Regions from separate parts of the Homo sapiens genome. Here region 2 is linked to region 1. A link is a contact called in ENCODE Hi-C or POLR2A ChIA-PET data. All regions are on one chromosome and are shown on one strand. Each heading gives the region's core, a stretch centred on a gene start or an enhancer-like site at or near the end of the contact. The rest is flanking DNA. Distances are from core to core; before and after follow the strand shown.

Region 1 (7,005 bases), core at 2,935-5,434:
GGTGGGTCTTCCTCTCCCACTCCACCAACTCAAATGTCAATCTCCTCTGGCAAGCCCCTCAGAGACACACCCAGAAAAAATACTTTACCAGGCATCTAAGCCTCCCTTAGTCCAATCAAGTTGACACCTAATATTAACCATCACAGCACCTAAAATTTACTGTTCACAAATACTGAACAGAAGTGGTGAGAATGGATATCCTTGTCTTGTCTCTGAGCTTAGGAGAAAAGCTTTCAGCCCTTCACCATTCAGTGTCATGTTAGCTGTGGGTTCTTCATAGATGTCTTTTTCAGGTTGAAGAAGTTCCCTTCTATTCCTAGTCTGTTGAGTGTGTATGTGTGGGTTTTTTTTTTTTTTTTCTGTTTCTTTTGGAGTTTTGCTCTGTCACTGGAGTGCAGTGGCATGATCTTGGCTCACTGCAACCTTAGACTTCTGTTCAGGTGCTTCTCCTGCCTCAGCCTCCCGAGTAGCTGGGACTACAGGTATGTGGCACCACGCCCAGCTAATTTTTGTATTTTTAGTAGAGATGGGGTTTCACCATGTTGGCCAGGATGATCTCGATCTCCTGACCTCATGATCTGCCTGCCTCGGCCTCCCAAAGTGCTGGTATTACAGGTGTGAGCCACCGTGCCTGGCCGAGTGTGAGTGTTTTTTTTTTTTTTAAAAACATGAAGAGGCATTCGATTTTGTCAAATGCTTTCTCTGCACAAGACATCCTCTTTGCCTTTGCTTTTCAATCTGGAAGCTTTTTCTATGCCACCCGCATAACTTGCTATTTCTCATTCTTACAAGTCTCTACTTCAGGGCATTCCTGGATCATCCTATTTTAAAGTCCCCACCCATCACTCTATCTTCTCCATTCATGCAACCACAGAACCTTCAAAGTACTCAGCCATTATGAAACCAACCCAACAGTCCCATATAGCTTTTTTTTTTAAAAAAAAGAATAAATAAACATAGAAATTGAACTTTCTGGTCTTAACATTTGAAACTTATATTTGTTTTATCTGAGATCCTTCCTCAGGAAATGACCTTCAGGCCTCTCAAAAAAAGTATCAAAGAAATGAAACTCACCAGATCACATCCAGACAATAAAATGTGGACGCTGATTCAACATGATTGCTTCCAAGCCCCTTCTGAGTTCCTGTTTTCCCACACATGATTACATTTCTTCCCTGCTATATAGCCAGTTTTGGTCAGTCAGAGAGATGGATTTGAGACTGAGCTCCCATCTCCTCGGCTGCAGCACCCAATTAAAGCCTTCTTCCTTGGCAACACTTGTTGTCTCAGGCATTGGCTTTCTGTGCAGTGAGCAGCAGGACCCAGATTGAACCCCTGGTGTTTTGGTAACAATTACTATTAATATATGTACATATTCTGATGACACTTGTATTAATATAAAGTTTGGTATTTGCCAGCACATATTCATAATTTTAGTCCTTGCAATAATAGTATCTACAAAGTGAATACTATTATAAGCATCTTACACATAAGGAAATTGAAAGAGAGGTTACATGTCTTTTCCAAGATCATGCAGTTTATTAAGTGTCAAACCCAGGATTAAAACCCAAGCCACTGAGCTGCAGATACCAGGCTCTTAAACATTTGCTATTGTGTCTCTCAATGATTACCTTTCCTTAATTGTTAATGTATTTATTATCTAAACATGAGCACTGTCAACCTCAGTTTTTGCTGCATCCCTAGCATCTAACACCATCCATGGCTGGTGCGCAATCAATATTTAATGAACAAATGGAACACTGGTCTTAAGATGCCTCACAAGAAAATAGTTCCATGGAACTCTGGTGAGCACTGCCCACTACTCACACCCATCAAGATTCACAAAGCTCATTAGTTTTGAAGAAGGTCATTTAACTTTAATCCAATGCTTTCCAAACGCACTTAGGCATAGACCCATCCTCTGACCCAGGTCCCCACTGTATTAGTGGTGTAGGGAGCTGTGTTCCAGGGAACACACTTTGAGAACTCCTGCTCCAGAGAGGCAGGTCAAATAGCACAGTTTCCAGAAGGGTGCTCCTGTTCTCACTCCTTTGGCTGGCTCTGCTCCTATGTAAAGGTCCTATCTAATTCACACTCCCCGAAAGCTCCCTAATAGCCACGGCTCAGCTCAGAAAGAAAACCACAGCTGTAAGCTTTCCTGTTCTTTCCTGAAGTTCATAAAGGGCACACTGGGACACATGACCATCGAGGAAAAATGAAGACATTTCCAACCATCACAGTGGCTCAGCTCTCCTGTATGTCTATGGTTCCACACCGCATCACAGAGGCCGCTTTAATCTTCTTCGAGCTCTGGTTTGTTGAACATGATTCAAACAAAATCACCCTTCACAATGTGCTTTAATCTCTTCTAACAGTGCAAGCAAAGCCAATAATGTGTTAACCACAAAAGTGTCATATTTCTTTCCTCAATACTTACCTTAACGCCGATATTTAAATCATGGCTTCGATGTGAAATGACTTCAAAATCATCATATCTCAGCTTTTCAAGTCCTCAAGGCCATCCACTTGAACTCTCTCTGAAAAAGGACAAAGTCTCTACTGAAAAATCTGAGAAAGAAAATAGCAAACAATACAAGACAACCACACGTACGAATGAAACTGGATACTCTGCTGTGATTAATCTGCTGCCTCCAAAGAGCTTTTTCCCTTTCAAATACTCATCAACATCAGCAACTACAGATTACAGGCAGTGGTTAAAGTATCTTTTTAAACCTCTTATAAAAAGTGCTCAATAAAAGAATGCATTTTTCCCATTCATCGTAAACTCAGTGAATAAAGTCATTTCTATGCAATGGTTCTCCAAAGCTCTTATTTTTCTGGGAGGACTAAAATTGTATTATTTGGTCTATAAGCAAGAATCATTTTTGGTAAATATGAGTACTTTCTAAATTCAAATTTAAAATCAGATCCAAATATAGGGATGGCCAGGCATGGTGGCTCCCACCTGTAATCCTGGCACTTTGGAAGGTTGAAGTGGGAGGACTGCTTGAGGCCAGGAGTTCAAGACCAGTCTGCAACAAAGTGAAACCCTGTCTATACAAAAAATTGAACAAATTAGCTGAGCGTGGAGGTGTGCTCCTGTGCTCCCAGCTACATGGGAGGCCAAGGCAGGAGGATCACTTGAGTCCAGGAGGTTAAGGCTGCAGTGAGCCATGTTTGGATCACTGTACTTCAGCCTGGGCAACAAGGAAGACCCTGTCTTTAAAAAAATTAAAAACAAAAGAACAAATATGGAGGCTTGGGAACAGCAGCCTTGCCACAAAGGGACAACTGAGAAAATAAGAAATGGGTTGAAATTCATCACGAAGTTGGATGGAACTAACAAAGACCCAATTCCACAGAAAAAGACATGCTGGGTGGAGAGTTAGGAGACTGGAATAACTCACCGAAGGCATCAGGGTGAGTGATTTGGCTATGACTTGGTCTATGTCAAGCATTCCAGGCAGAGACAATCTCTGCATTTATTTTCCTCAAAGAGTGAGGGGAAACCCCACCTATGCTAGAATGTACCAGAGTAGAATTAAGGCAAACATGCATTTCCCCTTGTGGTTTGCCTGACGAGGTGCAATTTGTATGAAAGATGACTCACAAGGTTACAGAGTCATTCTTTAGACTCGAGGGTTGACACTCTGTGTGGTTCTTAATGACTCAGCCTGGGAGAGGTCCCCAACACAGAAGGCTCCAGCCCTGCAATCCCAGACTACAGAGGAAAGCCCCTCGTTTATCAGCTGGTTAGTGGTTAACAAGCGTGGCTTTGGGAAGTCTTTTGTCTTAGGCTATTGAGTTCCATCTTCTCATCTCCTCTCTGTTGTCTACTCAGCACTTCCTTGTATTCTTACCGCCGGAAAAAGTCAGAAAAGAATTCACTCAAGCACAGAGGGCTCTGAACTGGGCAACAGCTGGCACCACACCAGGCATTGCAAGAAACCACAGCTGAATTCCTTGGCGCTCATTTTTATAAATATTCCACAGGAAGGATGTCAGAAGCCTGGTTTATCCAGCATAGAGAGAATGGGGTTCATCTCCAGAAGCCCAGCCCCAGAGGCAACTTCTAGGAAAAAATCATCTTGTGATGGGTGCGGGGTCAAAGGGGAGTCAGCCCATGTGAAGTTCCCACAAGGTTAAAAAATAAATTATTGTCACCACTGCCTGGTGGAATTCAGACAGTCATGAACTCATTCTTGTAAGCCACAGAGATGGTTGCGGTAAACACAGACAAATTATTGGGTTTAAGCAGACCGTTTTTTGTTCCAACAATAAAAAAAATCATTTTCCCTTTCCTCCACAAATCTCTTTATTACTAAAAAGCTTTGATGCCTTGAGAACTGGGCTAGATCAATGTAAGCCTCTCTTTTTCCCCTGGGACTCCTCCTTAGGGCTCCAAACTGGTTTAAAAAATCCTTTGCCTGCTTAGGAAAAGGAGACCCTCTTATTGAACCAGCCACAAAAGAAAGAAAAAGAAAACTACTCAAAAAGAAAACAGGGGCTGGGCACAGTGGCTCATGTCTGTAATCCCAGCACTTTGGGAGGCTGAGGCAGGAGGATGGCTTGAGGCCAGGAGTTCAAGACTAAGCTGGGCAATACAGTGAGACCTTGTCTCTACAAAAAAATTAAAAATTAGCTGGGCCTGCCTATGGTCCCAGCTACCCAACAGGCTGAGGAAGAAAGATTGTTTGGGCCCAGGAGTTGCAGGTTACAGTGAGCTACGATTGTACCACTGCGCTCCAGCTCGGGCAACAAAGCAACACCTTGCTTGACTCAAAAAAAAAATTAAAAAGGCAGGGTGGGGTGGCTCATACCTATTGTTCCAGCACTTTAGGAGGCCAAAGTGAGAGGATCAATTGAGCCCAGGAATTTGAGACCAGCCTGGGCAACATAGCAAGACCCTGTGTTTACAAAAAATATAAAAAATTAGCCAGGCATGGTGTTGCACACCTCCCAGCTACTAGGGAGGCTGAGGTGGGAGGATCGCTTGAGCCTGGGAGGTGGAGGCTGCAGTGAGCCATGGTCTCACCACTGCACTCCAGCCTAGGCCACAGAGCAAAATTCTGGTGGGGGGAACGGGCCAAGAGAATCACAAGAAGCCAAGAAGAAAGGGCAGAATAGAAACATTCTCATCCCTCCCTCTTCTTAAAGAGAGTGCTAATCTCTGCCCAGACGCTCACGTCTTCCCCTGGCTCATTCCCCTCCTGACCTCTGGAGCATGGGCTCTCAAACTCATAGTGTGCACAGCAATCGCCTTGGGGCTCTACAACTGTGAGTCCAGATAGAAGAAAATCTGCAGTGAAATCATGAGCTCAGGGACAAAGAAGGAGTTTAAAAAGCCTGTGCCTGGGCCGGGTGTGGTGCCTCACGCCTGTAATCCCAGCACTCTGCGAGGCTGAGATGGGAGGATCATGAGGTCAAGAGATCAAGACCATCCTGGCCAACATGGTGAAACCCCGTCTCTACTAAAAATACAAAAATTAGCCAGGTGTGGTGGCACATGCCTGTAGTCCCAGCTATTCGGAAGGCTGAGGCAGGAGAATCGCTTGAACCAGGGAGTCGGAGGTTGCAGTGAGCCGAGATTGCGCCACTGCACTCTAGCTTGGCGACAGAGCAAGACACCGTCTCACAAGAAAAAAAAAAAAAAGCCTGTGCCTGAAACACTTGAGTCCTAGAAATCTGGTTTGCTTAAAGACAAAGGGAAAACCTCAGTCACTAGAGAGTAAAACTTCAGAATATATTGACAGGAAAACCCCACCATCAACCAGCTTTCATGCAGTCAGGATCATTTAGGAAAAATAAAAAAGCAAGAATACAAACAGGAAAAGGTCCAAATTTAGGGACAGGTTGAAGTTCGAGAAACGAGTCAAACCGGAATAAAAGCAGAAAAGAATTCCAGAGGAAAACAGGGCACCGGAGAAAGGAGAATGAGCATGATTAATGCAGCAGGAGGAGATGCTAGCTAAGCTGGAGCCAGACCAGGAGGGCTTGTCTCTTCTCTCCGGGGCTCTCTTGACCTTTCCAAGGCATTTCTTTCCGGACAAAACAAACTGTTACTGACTTTCACCAGGTTACCAACCCCCTGTGCAAAAACTCTGACTAGACTCTGGGACTAAATCTAGACCAATTGCATCTGGAAGAGAGATATGCCAGACAAAGGCATCCTTTTAGGTTAATGTTTCAAGCCTGTGCTTTGACAGATGGTGCCCATGGAGGTGCTCACAGTGAATGGATGTTTCTGGTGAGTTTTTATTTTCATTTTCCAAATTCTAGAACTGAAAATCAAATAAACTTTCTTTCTTTTTTTTTGAGATGGAGTCTCATTATGTTGCTCAGGCTGGTCTTAAACTCCTGGCTTAAAGTGATCCTTCCGTCTTTGGCCTCCCAAAGGGCTGAGGTTACAGGAGTGAGCCACCATGCCCGGCCCCAGTGAGTTTTATTCACATACTACCAAACTACTAGAGTAGCAAGTGCCTCTAGTTCTGGGGCATTGAGCAGCAACTTATCCCTCTTCACCAAGCAGCCAACAACCCCCACTGCAGACCTCAGGGATGATGCTGCCATGAGACCCAACTTTTATTCTGGCTTCTTTCTCCAACCTTTTTCCCTAGATGCCTTTAGCAAGGAAACCTGGTTCTTCCAGACATTTTCACAGAGCCTTAGGCACTTCCTCCCCGGTCTCATACAAATCTTTCAGGATTCAGCCTGGATGCCCCCAGTTTCCAGGAGAGCTTCTCTGACTGCCTTCATCCATCCTCAGAGACCTCCCTGTCTCCTGAATTCATGCCAAACACCTGATGCTGATTATAAATAACAATATGGCTAATTCTCAACCATCAAGGGTTGGATTAGCCACAGGAATAATAATACCAATAAGCATAATAATCATTATTGTTATTTGAACATTTGTAAAAAGTAAATAAATAAAATGCCAAATCAACAAGACCATCTCCCCATTAGAGAAGGTCCCCATTGATTGGAACTGCACAGTGACCTGCA
Region 2 (7,005 bases), core at 2,666-5,165, 41 kb before region 1:
ATCATTCAATAAACATGCCCATGCTGCAAGTGGCGCTTTTGGTGTTCTACAGGCATAAACCTATCTGATCCTCATAACAACTCTATGTGATATGTACTACTATCATTCCCATTTTACAGATGAGGAAATTGAGGCAGAAGTTAAGTTATCCCCCCATGCTAATACAAATCATAACAAAAAGTGTTGGAATTTGAACCAACACTAGTAGCTTCAGCGGCCACAGAGAAGGCCCACAGTCAGACTTGAGGTTAGCAAAGCTTTTAAGGTAAATGACAGCATCTATTTAAGAAACAGACCAAACAATTGCTATTTTTTAAAAAACTATCATATCACAATCGAAGGATTGATCTTATCTCATTTGCTTTAGCTTTAATTAAAGAATTTTCTAGATGTTTGCCACCTTGTTTCTTAGCCTTTTAAAATGATCCTACTTCTCCCAGCTGTTTCTTAACATACAATGGTGTATTATTATTTACCATATTTTCCCCACCAATTCACAAAGCAAATGCAACACAGCACTGGATCAAATGACAGATTTGATTTCAATTTTGTTGGCAGTAACTTCTGTGTTTAATTACTCATTGTGTTAAAAGCTAAAGCTGGTTATTCCTCGCTTGTCACCTGCAGTATAAAAATGGAACTATCTAAAACAAAAACACTTAATTACTTTCCTTCTGGAGAAGGTTTGAATGAATCAGAAGTGTCACAAAGCAAATTTTCACTAGGGAGCTTGACAGATGAAGAAATCAAACAGGCTTTCAGCTCTGTGTACTTTCAGTCTTTCTGCTCATTCAAGTATGTGTGTTCCATTCATTAATTTCTTCATTTCACAAATATTTATTGCTATATATCAAGCATTGGGCAGTAATGGTTAGAAGTCCTAAATATCAGGCATAATATCAAATTTAAGTACAAAAATGTTTTCCAAATCCTGTTCAGATTTGTTTAGAGATATCTGCCTCTTTGAAATATACTATTTTCAGAATAATTCAGAGTTTGCCATAAACTCCCACACTGACTTCCTCACATTTATTTCAGCCAAGCAAATTTAAACAGAAGTTGATGCTTTTCCTACACAATTTGCAATGACATGGCATGATACCCCATATCTAAATAATATGCTTATACAGATGACCAAATTTAGTTTTTGTTTAAATCTTTATCAATTCAAGGTTATTTCAGCACATAGGTGGGTGGCTTATTAAACCTTTACTATTTGAGAAATTGCATTTCCTTTTTATTTTCCTCCTGGGTTCAAGCGATTCTCGTGCCTCAGCATCCCAAGTAGCTGGGACTACAGGTGTGTGCCACCTTGCCCAGCTAATTTTTGTATTTTAGTAGAGGCAGGGTTTCACCATGTTGCACGGGCTGGTCTTAAACTCCTGAACTCAGGCAATCCACCCACTTCGGCCTCCCAAAGTGTTAGGATCACAGGCATAAGCCATCGCACCCAGCCTGTATTTCCATTTTTAAGACAAAAGCGTGTAAACTCGTTCTGAGGTTCGGGCAATTGTGATATATAATACATGCAAGTTAGTCCAAAATCAAGTAAAATATACAATAAACTGACATACAAGACAGATTCCAATAAACAAAATGTCACACTGAAAACACAGTAATCTGATATTAGGATTTATTGTACTGCACTGATATTTTTTATGTAAAGCATGAAGCAGGGTCTGGAATATACCATTTCAAAATATGCCACTCTGGCATAAGGATTATTCTGAGTTGAAGGCAACGGAGGATCTCTGCGCCCACTTTTTCTGCCTAAAAGCCAGGCATAAACTTCCCTTTGTTCAGGTGTCTCCCACTCCTGTACCAGGAAGGGGAAGTGCAACTCTTTTTTATTTTGTTTGAGATGGAGTCTGGCTCTGTCACACCCATGCTGGAGTGCAGTGGCGTGATCTCTGCTCACTGCAACCTCTGCCTCCCAAGTTCAAGTAGTTCTCCTGCCTCAGCCTCTTGGGTAGCTGGGACTATAGGCCCACGCCACGAAGCATGGCTAATTTTTATATTTTTAGTAGAGACAGGGTTTCGCCATGTTGGCCAAGCTAGTCTTGAACTCCCAACCTCAGGTGAACCACCCACCTCAGCCTCCCAAAGTGCTGGGATTACAGGCATGAGACACCGCACCTGGCTGAAGTGCAACTCTTAACACCAGAGATGGAGATGAGTCTGCACAAACAAACCTCACTAAAATAACGCTTATCTTCCCCTAGTTTCCCCCGTGTATTTCCCAGTTGCTTCCGCACAATTGTTCATCCCTTGAAGCCCAAAGCTCTTTTCCTTTATGAAGAAAGGTATATAAGCTCCCAAGTCTGATCTGTTGAGTGTTACTTCTTTTCTGTGAACTCCCATACATATAAATTATTAATAACATTTGTATTCTTTTCTGCTGTGAACCTGACTTTTGTCAGTTACATTTGCAGGCCCCTGGTCATTGCACAAGAGAGGATAAAGAAAGAGTTTTTCTTCCCTGACAAGAGCATCGTACTTGTATTTCTAATGTATTTCTCTATTTTGTATTTTGTACTAAAAATACAAAAAATTAGCCAGGCGTGGTGGTGCGCACCTGTAGTCCCAGCTACTTGGGAGGCTGAGGCAGGAGAATCGCTTGAACCCGGAAGGCAGAGGTTGCGGTGAGCCGAGATCGTGCCACTGCACTCCAGCCTGGGCGAAAAAGGAAAACTAATCTAAAAAAAAAAAAAGAAAGAAAGAAAAAAAAAGAGAAATTCTGTCTACTTAAGAAAATCTCCACCAAGGATGCAGATGTAAACTACTTTTTGGAGATTCATTGGAAGCATCCTTACGAGGTGACAGTGACTATGAGCTTTTGGTGGACACTCCAAAATATACAGTCTACTTGCTGGTGGACTCCAAGTTTTCAATAGAGATTACACTTTTCTCAAATTAGTTTCAGTGTGGCTCTCTATGGAACAATAGAAATAATAAAGCCGGCCAATGCAGGCCAAATTTGACAGCAAATGGAGATAACTGATTTAAAAGACAGATGCCTGAAAGAACAGTCCACAGTCTGGCCAAGACGTTAAGAGGTTTTCAAGTCCTAAAGTACCAGCCATCATTACATTATCATGGGCCATATGAAAACATCCTGCAGCCTCTAATCCATGATAAAGTGATGGGACGTGCACAGAGACTGTTGTAAGGAGCTCGCTGACACAGGCAGGAGACCACTGTGTAAGGAGCTTGCTGACGCAGGCAGCAGAGCACTGTTCTCCTGGGGAGGCGGGCTAATCCTGTCCTCTTGAGGAGGGAGGGTGTTTAAATGCATTTGATTTTAGTGAAAGCTCTAGAAAGCGCCAAAAATCCAACAGCTGCACACAGTTCCGATTAGGAACCATGACCTCAACTCGTAATTTTTGGGAAAGGAGGATTTATTGTATTGTTTGTCAAATTCAAGTTTTATTTTATGTCCATAAAGCTGTGGAAAGGAAAACACCGTCTTTTCTGACTACAACAGGCTGTTTGCAGCTCCCTGACAATATGACACCCTGCTGAAGAAGCACAGCCTCTGGGGCTTCAGGTAGGATTTTTCTGGATTACTGGTTGCACAAAGCAAAAGTCAAAGCATGTTCAGACCCCAGCCTTCCTAAGCTCTGCTTCTCACACAGACCCACCATGCCTGGCCCAGCCTGGACGCTCTTGACCACCTTCAAAGCCCAAATGCCTTCTTTTCACTCATGTGTGACGACTATCTAGTTACAAGGATACAAGCAGTCCCCAGAGAATTTACTGGGTCTTTTCAGAGGCAATAGGCTCTGCCCCAAACCCTGGACTACTCCTTTCCTTCCAGGTTACAAATAAGCTCTTGCAGCAGATTTTTTTTTTTTTTTGAGACAAGGTGTCGCTTTGTCATCCAGGCTGGAGTGCGGTGGCGCAATCAGAGCTCACTGTAGCCTCAAACTCCTGGACTCAGGGAATTCCCGCCCCCTCAGCCTCCTGAGTAGCTGGGACTACGGGCATAGGCCACCGTAGACAGCTAATTTTCAGCAAACACCTTAACACAGAGAGCCAGTGTGGCCACCAAGTGCTCCACTGCCCCTTAAACAGGTAGGAAGGGGATTTTGGGCTAAAAGTGGCAACTCAAGATCCAGGTAGCTTTGTCTAAAGTAGCCCAGTAACAATCGAACCCCTGAACGGAAAGATAATCAAACACAGAACAAACCATGGCCATGGCCAGAGGCGCTAGAATTTAAACTGGAAGCCGTGAAAATTCTTTGAATTTCTTAGAGGACTGACAGAAGTCATTATGCGCAAAAAAAATTGTATTCCCCCAGTCATCCACGTTTACATTTTATGAGATACTTTGTTTGCTGAAGAATACACGTTTTAGGAGATTTTCAGTCCCAGAGAAGAAATATTTTCAAATGGATTGTGACTCCCTGCGGATGCGTATGTGAGGAAAACCAGGGATGTGAAGGTCAGGATTTTGTGCAAACTTTAATGACTCTTCTGCCAAAATGATTTTGTTCAGTTAAAACTAAAACTAACCAGACGTATGACACATATTTACAGTCAGGGTCAAGAGTGTTTACTCTTCAGCAGTTAGCTTTGAAAACAAAAGAGCTTTGACCACAGATGGACTGAAGGGAACCAAAGCTGGAATGGAGAGCTCCCTGGAAGTGTAAGAGCCAAACTCACAGCCCTGCTTTCCAAAGCCCACCACTTCCAGGAGTCGGCCATGAATTCAGATGATGAGCTTCGTGGCAATATCTATTTTTAAAGGCCAGCACACACATACAATATGATATGGTTTCCCTGAGAAAGCCACAACTGCCAAATAATTACCACATTTCTAATTTTAAATTTGAGTTAACAAACACCAAAGCATAAGCTGAGGGTTGATTTTAATTTTTGCTCTACTAAAATCAAACTCGATTGTCATGTACTCATTTTCTCCTCATTACAAACTACATTTTAAAAAATATTATGACAAACTACATTTTTAAAAAGATTATTGCAAACTACATTTTTTTTAAATGTGGATTTTTTTGGATGTTACGCATACATAGGTACACATACATGTATAATACATACATACACAAAGATAACAGAGAAGAAAAAATGACCAATCCTAAGAAGAAATAACAGCTTCTTTCCACAAGGTATCATGAAGCCTAGAAATCAGAATTCATGTTTCAAATTATAATAATTTTTAAAGTTTTTTTAGTATTAGCAATATTAAGAAAGCCATCAGAACCGTGTAAATGGAGACATATTATGTATATACTATGCATGTTTTAAAAATTATCATTGCACACATTAAAATCAGTCAAACTTACAGATATCCATAGCCATGTTGTTATGTCTTGAAGATGAAAGGGGAGAAACAGAAAGAGAATAAGAGAAAAGAGAATATAGGAAGAGATGAAGAGGAAAGAGGAGAGGAAAAGAGAAGGAAAAGGAAGGAAAAGAAAAGAAAGAAAAGAAGGGAAAAGAGAGGAAGGGAAAGGGGGAGAGAGAGCAAAAGGAAAGAGGTGGGAGAGAAAGGAGAGGACTCCCCTTATAGTGTCCCTAAATATTCACCCACCCTCTGACAAACCAAATAAGGGCAGGTGGCAACTCGGATAGTCAACTGTGCGGTTATTTTAAAAACGTTCATTCAGTGCAACAGCTGAGCTGAATTGTTTTTGATATATAGTCACCTAATCCAATTCAACTTGTGTATTCATCTACTCTTGATGCTAGGGTTAAGCAGGGGAAGTGAGGTATTATCCCTGCTTTTTATTTTTATTTTTTTGAGACGGAGTCTCACCCAGGCTGGAGTACAATGGCACGATCTCAGCTCACTGCAAACTCCACCTCCCGGGTTCAAATGATTCTCCTGCCTCAGCCTCCTGAGTAGCTGGGACTACAGGCGCCCACTACCACACCAAGCTATTTTTTGTATTTTTAGCAGAGATGGGGTTTCACCATGTTGGCCAGGCCGGTCTCAAACTCCTGACCTCGTGATCCACCCACCTCAGCCTCCCAAAGTGCTGGGATTACAGGTGTGAGCCACCACGCCCGGGCTATCCCTGACTTTTTAAATAAACTTTTTAAATTTGATTTTTTATTCTTAAAATTTTTTTTTTTTTTTTGTAGATATGGCGTCTCACTATATTTCCCAGGCTGGTCTCGAACTCTTGGCCTCAAGCAATTCTCCCACCTTGGCCTCCCAAAGTGCTGGGATTACAGGTGCACGCCCCACCCATCCTTGCCTTTGTATTCTGTGTATTTAATAATACATCACTACCTCCATGTAAGAATCAGGTAAATCTTGTACTTCTGAAAAATCACTCAAATTGTAGTTGAAAAGAAATGCAATGGAGAATGATCTCACTTGCCTGTGGTATTCTGTACCCAAGGACACTCACACGGTCTGTGAGCCTGCTCTGAGCTAGGAAAGTGCTGCGGGAAGGCAGGAACGCTTAATCCCAAGGGGAATTTCCCAACCAAAGCAGCAAGTTCCCCGAGGCTGGAGAGCTCTGTGCGTTGGCAGGGAGGGCATTCCAGAGCAGATGGAGAACACAGATGTGGAGGCACAGCAGGGGTCCCACCATGCTTGGGAAACAGGGGCTACCCCGCAGCGGGCCAAGCCCAAGGTGCAGAGGGAACCATGACTCTCAAGAGAGCATAAACAAAGACAACAGAGCAGAAAAGATGACCAGATCCCTCTAACAAGAAATAACAGCCTCTTTCCTCAAAGTACAATCATGTTTAAAAATTACATTCCAGGTTAACCAGGTTTTCAAGCTACCTCACAAAACCACATGGGCTGTGGGCCCATGGCAGGAGGAGGTCCACGACCTGGGGGTCTGGCCTCTTCTTGATCCTAATACACCCTCTGGCCCTGCATTTCCTACATAGCCCAAGAGTTCTCATCCTCTTCTGTTGTGAGCTCATTTTAATAATAAAGATTTATGAGGAAAAGCTAAATATATGCGCACGCACACACACATACAAACACACACAATCACAGACACAAATATGCATACATAC

The links. Hi-C counts contacts between places; a loop is a spot of excess contacts on that map. ChIA-PET counts read pairs that join two places held with the same protein, here RNA polymerase II (POLR2A). Pooled maps may share reads with other maps.
Region 2: a loop to region 1 is called in a map of ascending aorta, with 2.3 times the contacts of the local background. The contact joins two enhancer-like sites. A Hi-C loop is called at or near these places in 3 of 168 maps with a recorded cell type or tissue (Calu3, ascending aorta and sigmoid colon) and 3 of 50 pooled maps. POLR2A ChIA-PET finds 5 or more read pairs at or near these places in 6 of 52 experiments (AG04450, GM12878, H1 and 3 more).

What each region holds. Positions count from the first base shown.
Region 1 is chr10:29,655,532-29,662,536 of GRCh38, forward strand. It overlaps a transcript of SVIL not described here. Among named protein-coding and RNA genes, the nearest start is that of SVIL, 24 kb to the left of the region's middle. RefSeq lists an enhancer at 3,005-4,204. Within about 2 kb of position 4,185, at least 25 of the 41 ENCODE cell types and tissues checked have a DNase peak (open chromatin) inside an H3K27ac peak, as active enhancers do; they include ascending aorta and sigmoid colon, where a contact is called at or near this core.
Region 2 is chr10:29,614,881-29,621,885 of GRCh38, forward strand. All of the region lies in intron 1 of SVIL (supervillin), which reads right to left. Among named protein-coding and RNA genes, the nearest start is that of MIR938, 16 kb to the left of the region's middle. RefSeq lists enhancers at 3,196-3,826, 3,827-4,456, 6,209-6,959. Within about 2 kb of position 3,916, at least 21 of the 41 ENCODE cell types and tissues checked have a DNase peak (open chromatin) inside an H3K27ac peak, as active enhancers do; they include ascending aorta and sigmoid colon, where a contact is called at or near this core.